Linked DNA regions of Homo sapiens: region 1 is linked to region 2. Evidence: chromatin loops called from intact Hi-C (ENCODE). Cell type or tissue: dorsolateral prefrontal cortex. All regions are shown on one strand.

What was found. Hi-C counts contacts between places; a loop is a spot of excess contacts. Peaks named below come from ENCODE experiments on the same cell type or tissue, not always from the same donor. Only the 100,000 strongest peaks of a DNase experiment are listed, where the experiment ranks them.
Region 1: a loop joins it to region 2, with 18 times the contacts of the local background. A loop is called at or near these places in 6 of 110 quality-filtered maps.

The regions. Positions count from the first base shown.
Region 1 is chr9:106,874,875-106,882,874 of GRCh38, reverse strand. All of the region lies in intron 1 of ZNF462 (zinc finger protein 462), which reads right to left. Among named protein-coding and RNA genes, the nearest start is that of ZNF462, 16 kb to the right of the region's middle. RefSeq lists an enhancer at 3,700-4,447. In dorsolateral prefrontal cortex, a CTCF peak has its summit at 3,099; DNase peaks (open chromatin) are centred at 3,254 and 3,694; H3K4me3 peaks cover 1,462 bases; H3K27ac peaks cover 6,758 bases.
Region 2 is chr9:106,976,126-106,984,125 of GRCh38, reverse strand. The region is part of intron 9 of ZNF462 (zinc finger protein 462); the gene reads right to left. LOC340512 (a long non-coding RNA gene) reads left to right here. Exons shown (of 5, transcript NR_126029.1): 5 at 7,472-8,000. It also overlaps the pseudogene RPL7AP44. Among named protein-coding and RNA genes, the nearest start is that of ZNF462, 120 kb to the right of the region's middle. In dorsolateral prefrontal cortex, no CTCF peak of the experiment used is centred here; a DNase peak (open chromatin) is centred at 3,485.

The DNA of each region.
Region 1 (8,000 bases), 100 kb after region 2:
AGGCTTCCATACCACCAATTTACCCTACAAAATACATGCCACCATCCATTTAGACTTAATAGGTCAAAGAAAGTCTTGGAAAAAGACCTGTCTTCCTCTTTCACATAAAACCGCAAATGAGTTTCCTCCAGAACCAATGGCCTTGAATCACTGAATATTCGAGTTTGAATTTTTCTTATCCAATGTTTCAGACTCAATTCTATGAAATTTAACTCTATAATGCACTGAAGATCATTCAGGATCATACTAGTCAAATGTCATCCTCACATTAGTATCTTTCAAAAGCTACCGACAAACAAATTTTCCTTGGCTTCTTTAACCTAGACTGTTAGACATTCTTACTTCAAAATGTACATAATATGGATTGTAGAGATGGGTAGTTTTCTTTGATTGAGAACTTACATTAACTTTCATTTTTTAATTGAATGCTATAAATCTAGCGATGTTTCAGGCAGAAATGACTGCTCAGAAGCAACTAAGAGACTATTCTGTTTCAGATATGTAGGCACTTTTAAGGAACAGATATTTAGGAGCAATATGACATTTTTAAAAATGCTAGGTTTGGTTTACAGACTCCATACATTTTGACTGTGTACATCTGTTTTAGGCATTGCTCAAGGCACTAGTGAGCAAGGGAGACTCAGCCTGCCTTTCTGTAGCTTCTAGTCTAGTCCTGTTCAGGAACTCATTATGAAACAAATCAGTGGTTGGCCTTCAAAGTTGATCAGCTAAATTTTAACTGAATAAGATCTTTTTCCCTGAAACCAGTCAATAAGGCTGCCTGCACACCAACATGAAGAGTTGCACACTGGACTAGAGGTGATAGAAAAAAGGCTTGTAAGACATTAAAACTGTTAAGACATTTGGATTCTAGATAATCAAATAGCTTACATCTGTGCTATTCCTGGAAAATTTCAGGTTTACTATAGAGGAGTTAGTCGTGTAGCAATAGTCAAAACAAAAAACCAGAACTTCATCTAAGGAATTTAATATATAATCTATTATAGAATGTTCAAGATAGCACAAACAGAGGGTAAGGTACTTTGCTTCCCTTTTACCAGATTTTGGAGTCATGTTTCATAGGGGAGCACACTGGCTTTGAAAAGCCACCATATAATAAAAAATATTGCTCAGCCTCTTTAGCCAAGAAGGTATATGTTTGTCAATTTTACCAGTACAAGCTTCAAGGAGCCCTCAATTGGGATTTCATGTAAAACTCAGGTATATTCTGACTTCTAATCAGATAGTCACTGTTTAACAGTGCTCTACCTATAGAAAGTGTTTAATACAAACTCAAAGATGGGAGGAAAGAAAATTAGGATTTTTTGTGTGTCTACTATATGTCAAGCTCTGCACCAGAGATTTCTTTTCATGATTTCCTTTATTCCTCAAAAGAACTTTACAAAGTGGATTTTTTTTCCAGATAGGGAAATTGGGGACCAAAGATTAAATCATTCCCTCAAGGTCACCCAGTTACTCACTGACTCTGAGGTCTACGATCTTTCCACTATACACCATGGCCCTCACCACCAAGGTCCTCACAGGCCTACCAATACTGACAGAAAAGGGTCCCCCTTCGATGTGTCCTCTGCGCTAGAATCAAGTGCTCCTCCCTCATATGAGGGCACGCTGCTGCTCCCAACATAATAATCTCCAAGCCTAGTGTTTGAAAAGATGGTCTAGAGTTTCTCAGAGGGCCCAAACACTGATGATGGAGCAGGGTCAAGCCAGTTCCTAAGATACGAAGCAAGATGAACTCAGCAGGTCCTCCTGCCAACTGTCCTCGTCCTTACTCATCTGGCGAAGCATGCCAAGGCCTGCCTGGAATGACGCAGGAAAGGGTCACCATGGGTGATCCTATACCCCTCCAAATTGTTACAAAATAAAAGCTCAGTGCTGAGACAGGCTGGCTCCTTGAAAACCTGCCAATATTGTTTTGTAGGAATCAGAATTCTTAAAGAAACTATTTGTATCTATCAACCTCAGAGTTAAACCCACGAGGTACAGAGTAACGTACAGGTATAAAGGTCAAAGGTCTAGGAATGTGTGGACCCAATCCATCTTGGGAGTCCAGGTCCCCACACTGCCTACTAGACATTCCTTTTTAATTCACAAAGGAACCAAAATGTTTTACTTTTCCCTTATACTGAAGTTCTGACTACAAACACATTTAAATAGAGAAATATAGGTGAGTATCAGTTATAAAAGGCCCAACTTAAACCATTAATAAAAATATATCCCAACAACCACTCTTTCTATTCTAGCAGCTCCACAAAACTGACACCAGAAAGGCAGGATCACTGAAATTTAGAGCTACTTAACATAAACAAACACAAAGTCCACACTTGGGTTAGGAGATGTGGCTAATTTTAGATGAGTGTTTTACACGGGATGAAATGGAGCCTTGGACTTCTCACTGGTTTAATGCAGCCCTCGTACCTACATTTAGCCAACACCACTTCAAAGTTTTCTCAACTATGGAAAACAAGTGGTAAGGTAGCTGAAAGAAGGAATTCATTTCTGCACTGTTAAGTTCTCACAGGCAAACTGTTCAGTCTGTCCCAGCTCCTGGACTGCACAGGCCCAGACAGAATCATGAGCTGATGCAGAGAAGATTTCAGCATTCGGGAATATCTGAAGAGTCAGGCTTTGCAGTGCTTCCACTGATCAGCATCTGAGGCAAGTATTCATTCAAGAGAGGCTGTGAAAATCCTCCTGAGCGGGCGGCAGAAATTGAGAGGGCTCTTGGTGGTTACGAGCAACTCTGTTTGTCCCATTCCTAGGAAAGCTCTGGAATACTCCATGCCTTGAATGCATATAGAACACAGTCTCAGATATTAGAAACAATTCAACTATCATGTTCAACTGCTACAAGGATCCACGATTCCAAGAGTCAGTGAGTTGCTCTCTCTCCCTTTAACACAGCTGTGAAGTCCACTGAATATCCAGCCAAGTGTACTTGTGAATTTCTTCCCCTCTCATGCCAGTGAGAGGACCTGGTTTCAGCCTAGTGGTATGATGTACTTGCTCATCAGCTTTCAGGTTTAACAAGGGAAAACAATCTACCCCTCAAATTGTAGAAGCTTTCTTTCCAGGGGAACTAGACAATCCTGATGGCTCTCTCCAGTTACATAGCAATTATATAATTGCTAAGCTTCTGCAGAATCACTGGAACCATTCTGCAGGCTTCTACCAACTACAGCTGCAGCACAATGTTCCGAGATGATTGCAGGCTTTGAATGGATGGCCGGTCTCAAATCTGAGCACAAAGGGACATACAATGGGATTCCATCTCAAGCACAAAGATGCTCCTGCCTAATGAAGCCCTTTCTCCTCCTCCCAGTCTGTGCAGTAAACTCTTTCCTTTGCCCGCCCTACATGTGTGTGGAATGTGGTTTACTCTGTTTATGCTGACAGGTTCCAAAAGAGGCAGAAAAATCAGCTGAAGTTTTGCCATGGACCATGCACAAGGTAATCATTTAACACATAATGTGAAAGCTCCAGAAGAGGACAAGAGACAAGGTGGGGGGTGGGGGGGGGGGTGGAAAGCATCTCTCTAGGCTTCCTGCACTGGCATGAAATGACTGCTTCCCTTCCTTCTGCCAGCTCCAATCCTTCATGTTGACATTACACATCCTGTACTGTAGATCCACCCCCATGCTGCTGCTTGCCCAGCTGAATTATCTCCTGCGTCACAGCGGTGGTAACAGAACTGCTGGCTCGGCAGACCTGAAAGCACCATTTCAATGCTTAATGCATTCAGCAACTGGACACATTACCAGTGCGTCAGGGCTGGTTTGTGGCCCTCTCAGCAGCCATGCAATACTTGACCTAACCTTCTGCTAACCAGATGGTCTGTTTGCCTCTTGGGACCAAACCATTAAACTTTACTTTATTAAATTCTATCCAAATGTGGGGACAGTTTACAGCAGCATGTCTGGTTCATCTCCAACAGGGTTGCTAAGATGAAAATGACCTAAAAATAACTGGAAACTCTACTTCACACCAACAGAGAACAAGATATTTTGGAGTAAATATTTAAATCATCTGCCAGATTACGAACCACAGCAGCACTGACTATATGGTTAGCAGATTATATTGTAAATATATACACACAAAGACGTAGAAATGAATGCATCTAAACAGGAATCCACTACCCACAGCCTAAGCCACTCTTCACCATCCCCTGGCTCCAGGCTATTTGAATGTGGCTGAGGACACCTATCTCCATCATAATCACTCAATTACCAAAACAAAGAGCCTAACACAACTGTGATAGAGAGATCTCATATCCCCTGGGTTTGACCACCTAGGCATACTGTAGCCGTGCTTAGTACTCACTCAAAAGGAGGAGCTCAGTAAGTGTTCAATGAATGAATAGACGTATGGGCACATATTCCTTAAATAAACAGCTTCTATAAAACACATGAAGACACTAAATTATTTCCAACTCTATCATCCCACAACTGCTAACTAAGCATGCAAAACCAGGCATTGGATGAATGGCAAGAGCATGCCATCTGTACCAGAGGCATTGGGTGGCCCCTAATTGATCATTGCAAATGAACGGTAGAGATGGCCATTTATTGGGCCCCTGGCAGGGTGCTGAATGCTTTACATACATTATGCCTCTCAGGCTTCACCAGAAAGAGAATTCCACTTTAAAGATAAGAAACTGGAGCAGAGGAGCATTATGAGCTTGACCCAGGTTCACAAAGCTAGGAAGTGGCAGGCAGGGGAGTGAATTCAGGTCATACCCCACAGCCAATCACTTTCCCACTACTCTGTAGTCACAAATAAGCAAGGATCCTACATGTCACGAACTGAACACATGTGACAGTAGCATTCCCAAATACATCTCTTAAGGAAGTAAACAACTGGACAACCTTCCCACTCCCAGTCTTTTAGGGGTCCTAGGGAGTCTGGGGTTCAGCTCCTACTCTTTCATCCCATATTTCTTACTGTATTGAGGGCATTCTGTACTAATAACCACTGCCACAGCCACAGCTACATCTCTACTCCTTTAGTTTTGAGTTCTACCCTTTGAAGACCAAAAATCTCTCATTTAGGAGAATCCTAGAGATTTGAACACCAGTAAATAAACACAAGGTTTTTCTTTCCTCCTCAAATAGCTCTGGACAAAGTTAGAGTGGCAACTCTAAAGTTTATTTATAATTAAAAAATAGTAACATTCTGGCTGGACGCAGTGGCTTACACCTGCAAGCCCAACACTTTGGGAGGCCGAGGTGGGCAGATCACTTGAACTCCTGTTCAAGACCAGCGTGGCCAACATGCTGAAACCCCATCTCTACTAAAAATTAGCCAGGCATGGTGGTGCATGCCTGTAGTCCCAGCTACTCGGGAGGCTGAGGTGGAGGAATCACTTGAACCCAGGAGGCCGGGCTTACAGTGTGCTTGAGATCATGCCACTGCACTCCAGCCTGGGCAACAGCGCAAGATCTTATCTCAAAAATAGTAATAATAATGATAATAATAATAATAACAACAACATTCCAATGACATATTTATTTCTCTGGAAATTTCCCAAATGTAAAAAAAAAAAAAAAAAAAAAAAAAATCATGAGTAGTTTGCTTGTACAGGTGAAAAATCACTATATGGTTTTACCAAAGAACCACTTACATGTTCTTCATCTTTCCCACTAACATTCACACCACCACCACCACACCACCACCACCACCAATAAAGCTACCAATGAATGTCCTTTTGGCCAGACCCAATAAGGTAAGTCTGGTTAGGCCCTACCAACACCATTCCACGTTTTCTACATTTTAAAATATCATCTACCCTTAAAACACTCTAAAATTAGTCTCCTTACCCGTGAGGTCTCAAAGCATCTGATATTATAGTACATTAGTAAGACCAAGTAGATGTGGACTATTGAAATAAACATTTGCACAGAGAAAACCAAAGCATTTCTAAGCCAGGCTATGGGGCAGTCCTCAAACTGGCTAAGAGATATGTATGTGAGTAGAGCAACAGTGAGGCAGACAACATTTATATAAACAGCACAGCCAATATTTTCTCTGCAATAAGGACAATTTTCTTCGACATATCATTTTTGCCAGAATGATGCCAAACAATAGGAACAGTAATAACATCTTTCTTCTGAAAAGCTCAGAAAACTTCATGTTTATTAAAAATTGTTCCCCTACAACACTCCAGGGAATAGCTCTGCAAGGTCAGGTTGAAGGCGTTGTTACCATATAAATGTACTTTTTCCAAGAGGAAATGGCATCATTCTCGGGTAGTTTACAAGCTCCTACTGAATGCACACACAGCAATACAGAGTGCTGCTTCATCCACAGAACATCAGTTGAAGATGTAATAAAGTCTAGCTGGGAATGGACAACTGCAGCAAAGACTACTCATCAGTAAAGGGACACACAGCACAAAATTAAACAAGCAGGATTCCAAAAGCTGACTTTAAGACCAAGAACAAAATACCTAATATACTGACCATAGATAAATGGGGCAAAGCCCTGGAGAAGATCTCTGCCTCAGTTTCTCTATCAGTGAGGAAGGAAGAAACTATCACTTTCTTCCTTCCTGGCCATTATGAGCCAGGACTCTTAGACACATATTATTTTTTAATCCTTATGTTAGTTCTACAGATTCAAATTATAATAATTTCTATTTTACTGGGTAGGAAATCATGGGGACAGAAAGGATAAATGACTTACTCAAGGTCCCACAGCTAGTAATGGACAGAGACAAATTTCAGCCTCAGCTTGTGTGGCCCCAAAGAGTATATTCCACCTACTACACATCACTTTCTTAACAGAGACCCCTGCACAGAGAACTGCATTTTCACCCCAGAAATTCTAAGAGATGACTATTTGCACTCTTGATGTTTTAGAGAAAAATAAGTGCCTAGAGAGTATCTATCTATCTATCTTTCTCTATGTATAGAGATACATGTGTGTACATATACATACATATACATATATACACATATAAAGCAATATATACAGTAGCTGAGTTCCTAGTTGTTCTTAGTTGCTCTGAAGTTCAGCCATGGTGTGCAAGTTTCAAGTGCATTATTTTCCCATATAACTGCATGTCAGAAAGGGAAGCCTGCCAAATGACAATCTGGCCCAGTGATTCACAGTGTCACACTGACATACCCACACTGTATCACTTCTGATACAGGTTGTTGTTAGTATTTCCTGGAAATCATTGACTTCATTTGGGAGATAAACAGTAAACAACGTCCCTAGTAATGACACGTTCTTTTTTATACTAGAATACACTGGCAGCAAATTTCATAATTTGGAGGAAAGGAAGGGGTGATATAAAGTTAAAAGTTCTCGATTAACAGTTCCCTCAAATCTTAGTGATCATGTTGCTAAGGCATTATCTTAAACACAGATGACTCTCTTTTTCGTTTTAAGATTATGCCTTATAAAGTAAAAGATCTATTCAAATGAATCATATTCAATCGACTTAACAGGTTTCATGTGCTGAGGTAAATAACAATCCAGCCAATTTGGGATTTTTATCCTTCAAGATTCCTATTGCTGATTTATGAAAGCTTTGCAGTTATACTTGACCCCTAAAAACTTAAGAATTTCTTTTTCTGTAGACACCAACACAAGCTATACAATATGTGCATGGTCACAGACAAAATAATATTGCCACGACCTTTCTACTAAGATGGGGGAAAGATCATGGAAAGGGGGCAAGAGGGGAAGAAAGAACAGGCAGAAGCACATTGGAAACATCAGATATTTACCGTTGAGAAGCTGCTTCAAATAAGATTCCTAACACTTACCTATGCTGGGGTCAATTTTGATAATTGTAGTTGATGTCTAGAAATGGGGTTATGAATATAATTATCATGAAGCAGCAATTGGGCAATCACCACCTAATTAAGCCCACTGACTAGATTATCTTGTTTTCCCCTAATAATCACCTAACATTTAACACTTGTTAATTTCAGGACCTATGGGTGATGTTCATTCATTATTAACAAGCTACA
Region 2 (8,000 bases):
TTCTTTGGAATACAAGAAGAAACTCACCCAATCTTGCTGCTCCTCGTGGATCTGGTTCCTTGAACTGACACACATGCACCCTGCCCCTCCCCTAACCCCCAAACAACATATTCCTCAGGAATGAGTGGGTGTTTTTAAGACCAAAAGCTCTTTGTGTACTTAATACCCAGAATGACCTATAAATAGAGGTGGGGTGGGCTAGTAGGTGCTTGCTAATTCCTGAATGGAGGTGATTAAGGCAAGGGGGAGGAATAGAAGTAGCTGCAATTTTTACCAACATTAATGATTACTGACAACAACCATTAGCATGCCTTCCTTCCTCAGCAAGTGCAACTGAGGCTGGACTTACAGATGTCTTTAATGGGGAAAGAAACTGACATTCACCAGGCACCTATGTTCTGGTACCTTTCTATCAGCAACTTTATGAGGCTGGAGTTACTCTCATTTTTACAAATAAGTACAAATGGGCAACAGAGTCTTTAAGTAACTCTCCAAAGGTCATAGACATTGCAGTTGGCAAAGCAGAGATGTGAAACCAGGTCTGCTTAACTGTAAATCTATTATTTCTCACTATTTCCAATTCCATTCTCATTTCCCCTTCTAAGGTATTCTCAAAGAGACTCTTCCCTCCTTTTGAAACTAAGGGGATTTCTCATCTAATATCAAGTCTGAAAGCAAACCTGTACACTTTCATTCACTAAAACTCCAACTATGAAGAGCTCACAAATGAAATGACTGCAGGCAACAATCGGGGGAGGTGGGGTTGCGCAGGAGACAGGGAGGATTTGTGTCTTTTTAGACAGTCTGTAATCTGATTGTCAGAGGGAAAAAATAAAAGAGAGAGAGGATTTGGGTGCTTTTCCCGTTAACATACCAAATGCTGTAGGGCTGGAAATGCGTGTGCTTGTTTATTTTGCACTCTCTCACCCTTGTGTTTAACTGCTCAAATTAAATTTCACACCAGTCTGCCCAGAGTATCAGCGCACACGCCAGATATCCATAACTGGGATAAAATTAAAATCTGTGCTATTTATGCAAGAATCAAATATAGCATGTGTTTTCATGCTGTGTCTGGATTTCAGAAGACTCAGAAAGTTTACAAATGGACGCACACAACATATACTTATATTATTTAGAAACAGCAATGTATTATTAAGTCAAGAAAGCATGATTTATTCCCAGAGTCACTGAATAGCAATGTTTCCAGGGCATCGGTACGTTGTACACCGATGCGACTCACTCTTTAGAGTCCTCCCTTTGTTGCTGGCCAGTGTGCAGGCTCTAGGGAATTTTCCCCACCCAATGTCATGCCTTAGTCTCAACCACAACACTCTGATTGTAGGGCAGTCACTGCCTTGGGAGTCCTTGAAGGCAGCGATTAATCGGCCCGCAAAATGCTGGGCAGAGGAAGCGTGGAAGGTGGTATCTGCAACATACCCCCTGGAGCTCTAATGCATGTTATTTTCCCTATACAAAGAATCAGTTGCTTATTTAGAAATATAAATATTTTTAAACCCAAGTATAGCAGACAGCTAAGAAACACATGATTATAATGTAATCCACACATTTTTTTAGAATAGCAACTGTTTAAGTCCTCTAACCATTCAGTTGTATGGTTTGGTGTAAACGGAGAAAAAAAAATGCTTTGGCATAAACTAGTAAATCTTAAGGAGCTCATGCTAGGATATTCTATTCTTGTAACTCAAGGTTTCTAAAAAGTAGCATTATTGAAATTTTGGGACAGGATAATTCCTTGTTGTGGGGGGCCAGCCTGTGCATTGCAGGATGTTTAGCAATAACTGTGGCCTCTACCCACTAGGTGTCAAAAGCACCCCCTTCTCTCCAGCTGTGACAACCAAAAATGCCTGCAGACTAACACACTCTGGGGAGGCAAATTGACCTCAGCTGAGAATCACTGCTCTAAGCAAAGTGCCAGGCATTAACTGCAACTACGCTGGGTAAGGCACTCATGGACAGAACCCATGAACAAGCTAGTGTCAACAGCAAGAGATGGGGCATGCAGGCTGAACCACGGGGAACTGCCCCCATGCTGGGGATATGCCTTTAGACCTTAGGAGTTCATGGGAAGTGTTGACATGAACTTTACTGGCATCTTCCTTGGGACTGCATCCCCCTTGCTCTCTCTACATTTTAGTTCCTCATTTATATGTTATCATCTCTACTGTTTCTACTTTCATTCTTTGGCTTTGCCCTGTCCTGCCTGCCTTGGTTCCGTTGACCTCTACGGTGAAGAAGAACAGCCCGGTATCATTTTTCATATAATGATGTCCCACACGCCTCAAAGATAGTCATTCAGTGACTCTCCAGTCTTCACTTCTCCACAATTAATAATCAGTTCTTTCAAACTTTTTTATGAGCCTCCTTTTCAATTCCTCTACCACTTAGGTTGGTTTTCTTTGCAGTTTCCAATTTCACTATGTGTGTCTAAGTGAATTTTACACAAAGTCATGAATAGTCAGAATAACACCCTGAAGTTCAAGTAATTATTCATGTGAACACCACTGCAGACTATTAAGTGCTCGCTACGGTTCAAGCACCGTTAGGTGTTCTACCCTTGACATAACTTTTTGTTCTCATAACACCCTGCAAAGTCAGTTCTATTTTCTTCAGTTTGTTGATGTGGAAACCGAGAACTGATCAATTAAGCTACTTCCTCAAAGTCACACCTCTGGTTCAGCACAAAGCTGTGACCTGGGAACACAGGTCTTCTGATCTCTGCCAGGGCCCTCCTCTTGGACCCCTGATAAGAACTCTCCAGTCTGTATGTGTGTGCTTATAAGCCTTTCATTCATAATATTTAAAAAATGCAAAAGCTACAGATTTCTAAGGTAACCCTTTATATCTGAATGTCTTTCAAGCACCTTCTACATTTGAGGAAAGGGTCAAATCCCTGCTGAACTTAAATCTGAAATCTAGAACTTCCCATTTCCAAACTAAGACAATGCCAGTCTACCAAATCTCTTAATTATGTGAGTTTTTACTGAGATATTAATTTTAGAAAAAAAGTTAGCTTTTTCCCCTTTCTAAAAACATGGTTAACATGACCAAGATAAAAATAAAAAAAGACAGACTTTAAAAGGTGGGCAAATGACTGACAGTGTTTTCTGAATGAGGTCATTCATTCTTGAGGCAAATGAAAGACATAAAAGTTAAAAACTGGAATGGTTCCAGGTATAGACTGGGCTCTGCCTTGGTTACAGAAGCTCAGTGCTCAGGGCTTTTTCTATGGGGGCAGTGACAACTGTGGGTCTTTTTGACTTCACACCTCTCAAAATTACCTTGGGTGAAAACTCAAGGCCTGAATCACACTCATTGTGACTCAGCTTCTAGCACTGGCTGCAAAAATATTATGACTTCACCAGTTCAACTACAAGATGGATTGTGTCTCTCATCTCCTCCTACTCAAAAGATGCTTGGTGCTGCAGCAGGACATAAAACCGAAGAGGTTGGGCCCGAGAGTAATGTCACATTGAAGCACATGTGTACTAAGGTGCAACAAGAGCTGAGAATAGCATGCTTTCAAGCCTCCATGGAGGTCAGTGGAAAATTCTGCACAGCTGCAATACAGAGGGTTCACTTCTGCTCAAATTGGCGAGAAACCACACCACTGCAGAGCCCAGATTCAACTAGCAAAAATCCTTCCTGAAAGGCACACCACAACATAGGTGGGTTTCCTTCCCAGAACATGCCAAGTCTACATGAAGCAATGAGATTGGAAGTTCTTCACTCCACCAAAACTTTGCGTGCAAATTGCCACTCTAGAGGACTGAGTCCCTCTTTGCACCAAAGCAAAGAAGTGACAAAGTCTGAGTATTAGAGAAAGCTATGAAGAAAATAACATTATTTTTATATAAATCATCCCAAAACATAGCCATAAATAGACAAACATAAACACAAGCAAAACAGTTCCTGGTAGGAAGTATGAGGTTTTGATGTTAGCCAGGCTGCCATCCTCAAGCTAGAAGGAACTGGAAATGGCACCTCTAATTCTATCAGGCAAAGGTATTTGGAGAAGTTGAAAGGAAACATGTAATTTCACTGAATAAAATTAAAGATTGGCAATCTCACTGTAGACTTTATTCTCAAGAAAAATGACACTGATCAGATAAATTAGGGGAGATTATTTCCGTTCCCAAGGCTCCCACTTGCAAGGTTCAGTTAAATGCGGCATTTGTCTATGTATTGGGAAACAGAAACTTTAAGTTAATATGCCAATTAAAGACCCATAGCAGTGATTACATGGTTCCAAAATTACAATGTAAATATGTGGCAAAACTGTGTTTCATCCCTAAAATCTGTGGCCAGTTTTTAAGGCTCACTATGGATGTGCAAGATACATATACATGGGCAAAGCTAAGCATGAAACATTGTGCTTCCAATGGTGATCAACTCAATAGGAATACCCTCATAAAACTATTATTCACCTGTTTTTTAGTCTCTCTTCTCGTTCAAGTTCAAATTCCTTCAGTGCAGAAACCTTGCCTGACTCTTCATGGCTGTATCCCTACAGCTTAAAACAATGCTAGAGCTTTCTCCTCCAGCTGCCCAAGATGTCAAAAGAAAAAAAGGCCAAGGGGAAGAAGACGGCCTTGGCTCCTGCTGTCATTAAAAAGTAGGAGGCCAAGAGGGTGGTGAATCCCCTGTTCGAGAAAAGGCTTAAGAATGTTGGCATAAGACAGGACCTCCAGCCCCAAAGGGACCTTAGTCCTTTTGTCAAATATTCCCACTACTTCTGGCTATAGTAGTAAAGGGCTACCCTATAAGCAGCTCAGAATGACTCCTGTGATTAACCAATTCACCCATGACTTGGACCCCTAACAGCTACTCAACTGCTTAAACTGGCTAGAGACAAAGCAAGAGAAGAAGATTGTTGGCCTGCATTGAGAAGAAAGCTGCCAGCAAAGGGAATGTCCCCACGAAGAGGCCACCTGTCCTTCCAGCAGGAGTTAATACTCTTACCACCTCAGTAGAGAACAAGAAAGCTCAGCCGATGGTGACTGCACATGATGTGGATCCCATGGAGCTGGCTGTCTTCCCGCTTGCCCTGAGTCCTAAGAAGGGAGTCCCCTATTGTATTATCAAGGAGATGGCCAAATTGGGGTGTCTAGTCCACAGGGAGATCTGCACTACTGTTGCCTTCACACACATTAACTTGGAAGACAAAGGCGCTTTGGCTAAGCTGGTAGAAGCCATCAGGACCAATTATAATGACAGATATGATGAGATCCCACATCACTGAGGAGGCAAGGTCCTTGGTCCAAAATCTGTGGCTTGTGTTGCCAAGCTGTAAGAGGCAGAAGCTAAAAGACTTGCCACTAAACTGGGTTAAATGTACACTGTTCAGTTTTCTGTATATAAAAATAATAAAAAGTCTCCTTCAAAAAGCCAAAAACAAAATAAGGCTGGCATATAGTGGGTGTTCAATAAATATTTGTTGCATGAATGAAAACCTACCAAAAGTCCTACCACTGACTTCATCCTTGAAAGAGAAGTTCAGGGCTTAATTTTTCCCTAGTTAAACTCATCAAATCATGGTCAATCTCACCAAACGTTGATCTGACCTAAGTTCACAGTTCCTGAATGAGATGGGTCTACCAATCCTTTGCTTCAACCTTTGCTAAATTAGTATTCAATAAGTGTCTCATCAGTAACCTGATCAGAATTTGTCCTGGCTTCCCATCTGTCTACTGACTAAAGTTCCAACTTCTATATTAGTATCCAGGCGCTTCATACTTTGGCCAGAACATACTTCTCTGGTATGCTTCCTATTCTCTTCAGGACCCCGGAAATGTCTAATAACATTCTGCAAACATGTCTTGCTTCCACCGACCTCAGTGGTTTATTAAATTGTCTCTTCCCTCGTGTAGTGGGTTGAAGAGTGTCCCCCATAAACTTAAGTCTACCTGGAACCCCAGACTTTATTGGGACATAGGTTCTTTGCAGATGGCAATCAGTTAAGGCCAGACTAGATTAGGGTGTGCCCTAAACCCAATGACTAGTGTTCTTATAAGAAGAAAAGAGGGCACAAAGAGATACACATAGAGAAAAAGCCCATATGAAGATGGAGACAAACATGAGAGTGATGCAGCTATAAGCCAAGTAGCGTCAAGGAACGCTGGGAGCTGTCAGAAGCTAGGAAGAGGCAAATAAGGATCCTTCTCTTGTGCCTTCAGAGGAAACACAGCTCTGTCAACACCTTGATTTCAGAGTTCTAGCTTCCAGAACTGTGAGAGAATACATTTCTATTGTTTTAATCTACACATTTGGTGGTCACTTGTTACAATAGTCCTTGCAAACTAATATGCCCTGCCTTAAGTCTTCTCTGCCTGTTGAAATGTTATCATGGCTCAGTTTGAAAGCCACCCCTCTCTACTACAAACAGAAATATACCTAGATACCCATCACTCACTGTCTTGTCTATACTACGCACATGCTCATCTCTGAGGAGAGTGGGTGCTGGGTCTTATGTTCCCCATTTTGCCCAAAGAACCAAGCATAGCGTGGCACGTAACAAGCAAATAATGAATGTTTGCTGAACACATGAGTAAACATCATACTCTCTTTTGCTGTGGCCAACATAAATCCCTGATTAGTTCATATTCAGATTTCCCATGAGCGAAGTAGATTCTCTCTCTACTTAAATATATCAATTTATACAGACAAAAAGCAATGGAAACTCTATTTCTGCCAGCAGTAGTTCTGTCTCTGGGCCAGTTCAGAAGTTGGTTTTCTTGCTTTTCATCCCACATACTTTAATTAACTAAGACCTCAGAAAGATCTTGTACTGTGGACCTGAGAGACCAAGGATGTCATGGATAGAGCAGGAAGAGGACAGGTGCAGAAGGAGCCATGTCTTGTTACTTTGAGATCAGCCCCAACTCAAAATTGCAAGGCAGACATGCAGCTCTGTCTCTCGACTTGTCAAGGTCAGCTTCCTACTGAGCTGCCATTTTGAGTAGAGATGGACACCAAAGCCAGGCCGGGACACAGATGGTATACATGGCTGTCCTGAGGCACTCTGCTGCCTGTGGATCCGTGGACTTCCCCTCTGACCTCCTCTGATAATTCTGTCTTTGAACTCAGCCGCCACAGCTACTAGAACACTCAACAGGGTGATACTACCTCTCTCAGGGTGAGAGAGTGACGCCTGGTGGGTAAAGGCAAGAGCTGTGGGTCAGACAAGCCTGGGTTTAAATCCCAGCTGGATTACTTACTAGACATTTCATGTTCGTCAAGTTGTTAGCCTTTCTGAATCCATTTATTTCCTCATCATGGGGGATAACAGTCATCCACCACATAGGATTTTGTGAGAATTCTATAAAATGACATACTGTAAAGCACTTAGCACAGTACCTGCTAGGCAAGCAACCGGCAACAGTAACCATTGTTGTTATTATTGTTAATGTTGTTATTATTACTATTAATCCTCAAATGCTCATGTTCATTTCAGATGGATGTTTTCTGACCTTGATAAGGACTCTGAAAATGATCCTTACAAGTAAACAGAAGAGACCACAAATAACCAGTGACAGGTAATGTGATGAGACATGGGATCAAAGGACTGCGATTGACTGCTTACCAGTTGGGTGACTTTGAGTGAGTGATTCCAGCTCTCATGTGCCCTGCAAAACTTACTATTGTATTTATGATGGGCACAATATGCACTACGTCACACACTGTGCCCTTCAGGAAAACCTGCTAGACAAATTCCTCTAGGTTTCAGTGTCTAGGATTCCTGAAAATTTCCTGAATGACAGTTCAAAAAAGTCTAACAAGCAGTTGAAATCTGGTTGCTTCTGTGGGTTTCTTTTCTACCATGGTAGGCAAGGAATCTCAGGGCGAAATCTGCAGCCCACTGTGAACAAGGGCATGGCACCTCATGGTATCCACTGGGTATCCAAACTCTCAGCTAGCTTTTTCATACTTAGAGGTGAACTTTCCACTAGTTTCTTCTTATTTTGCATTTACCCCAATTTCCT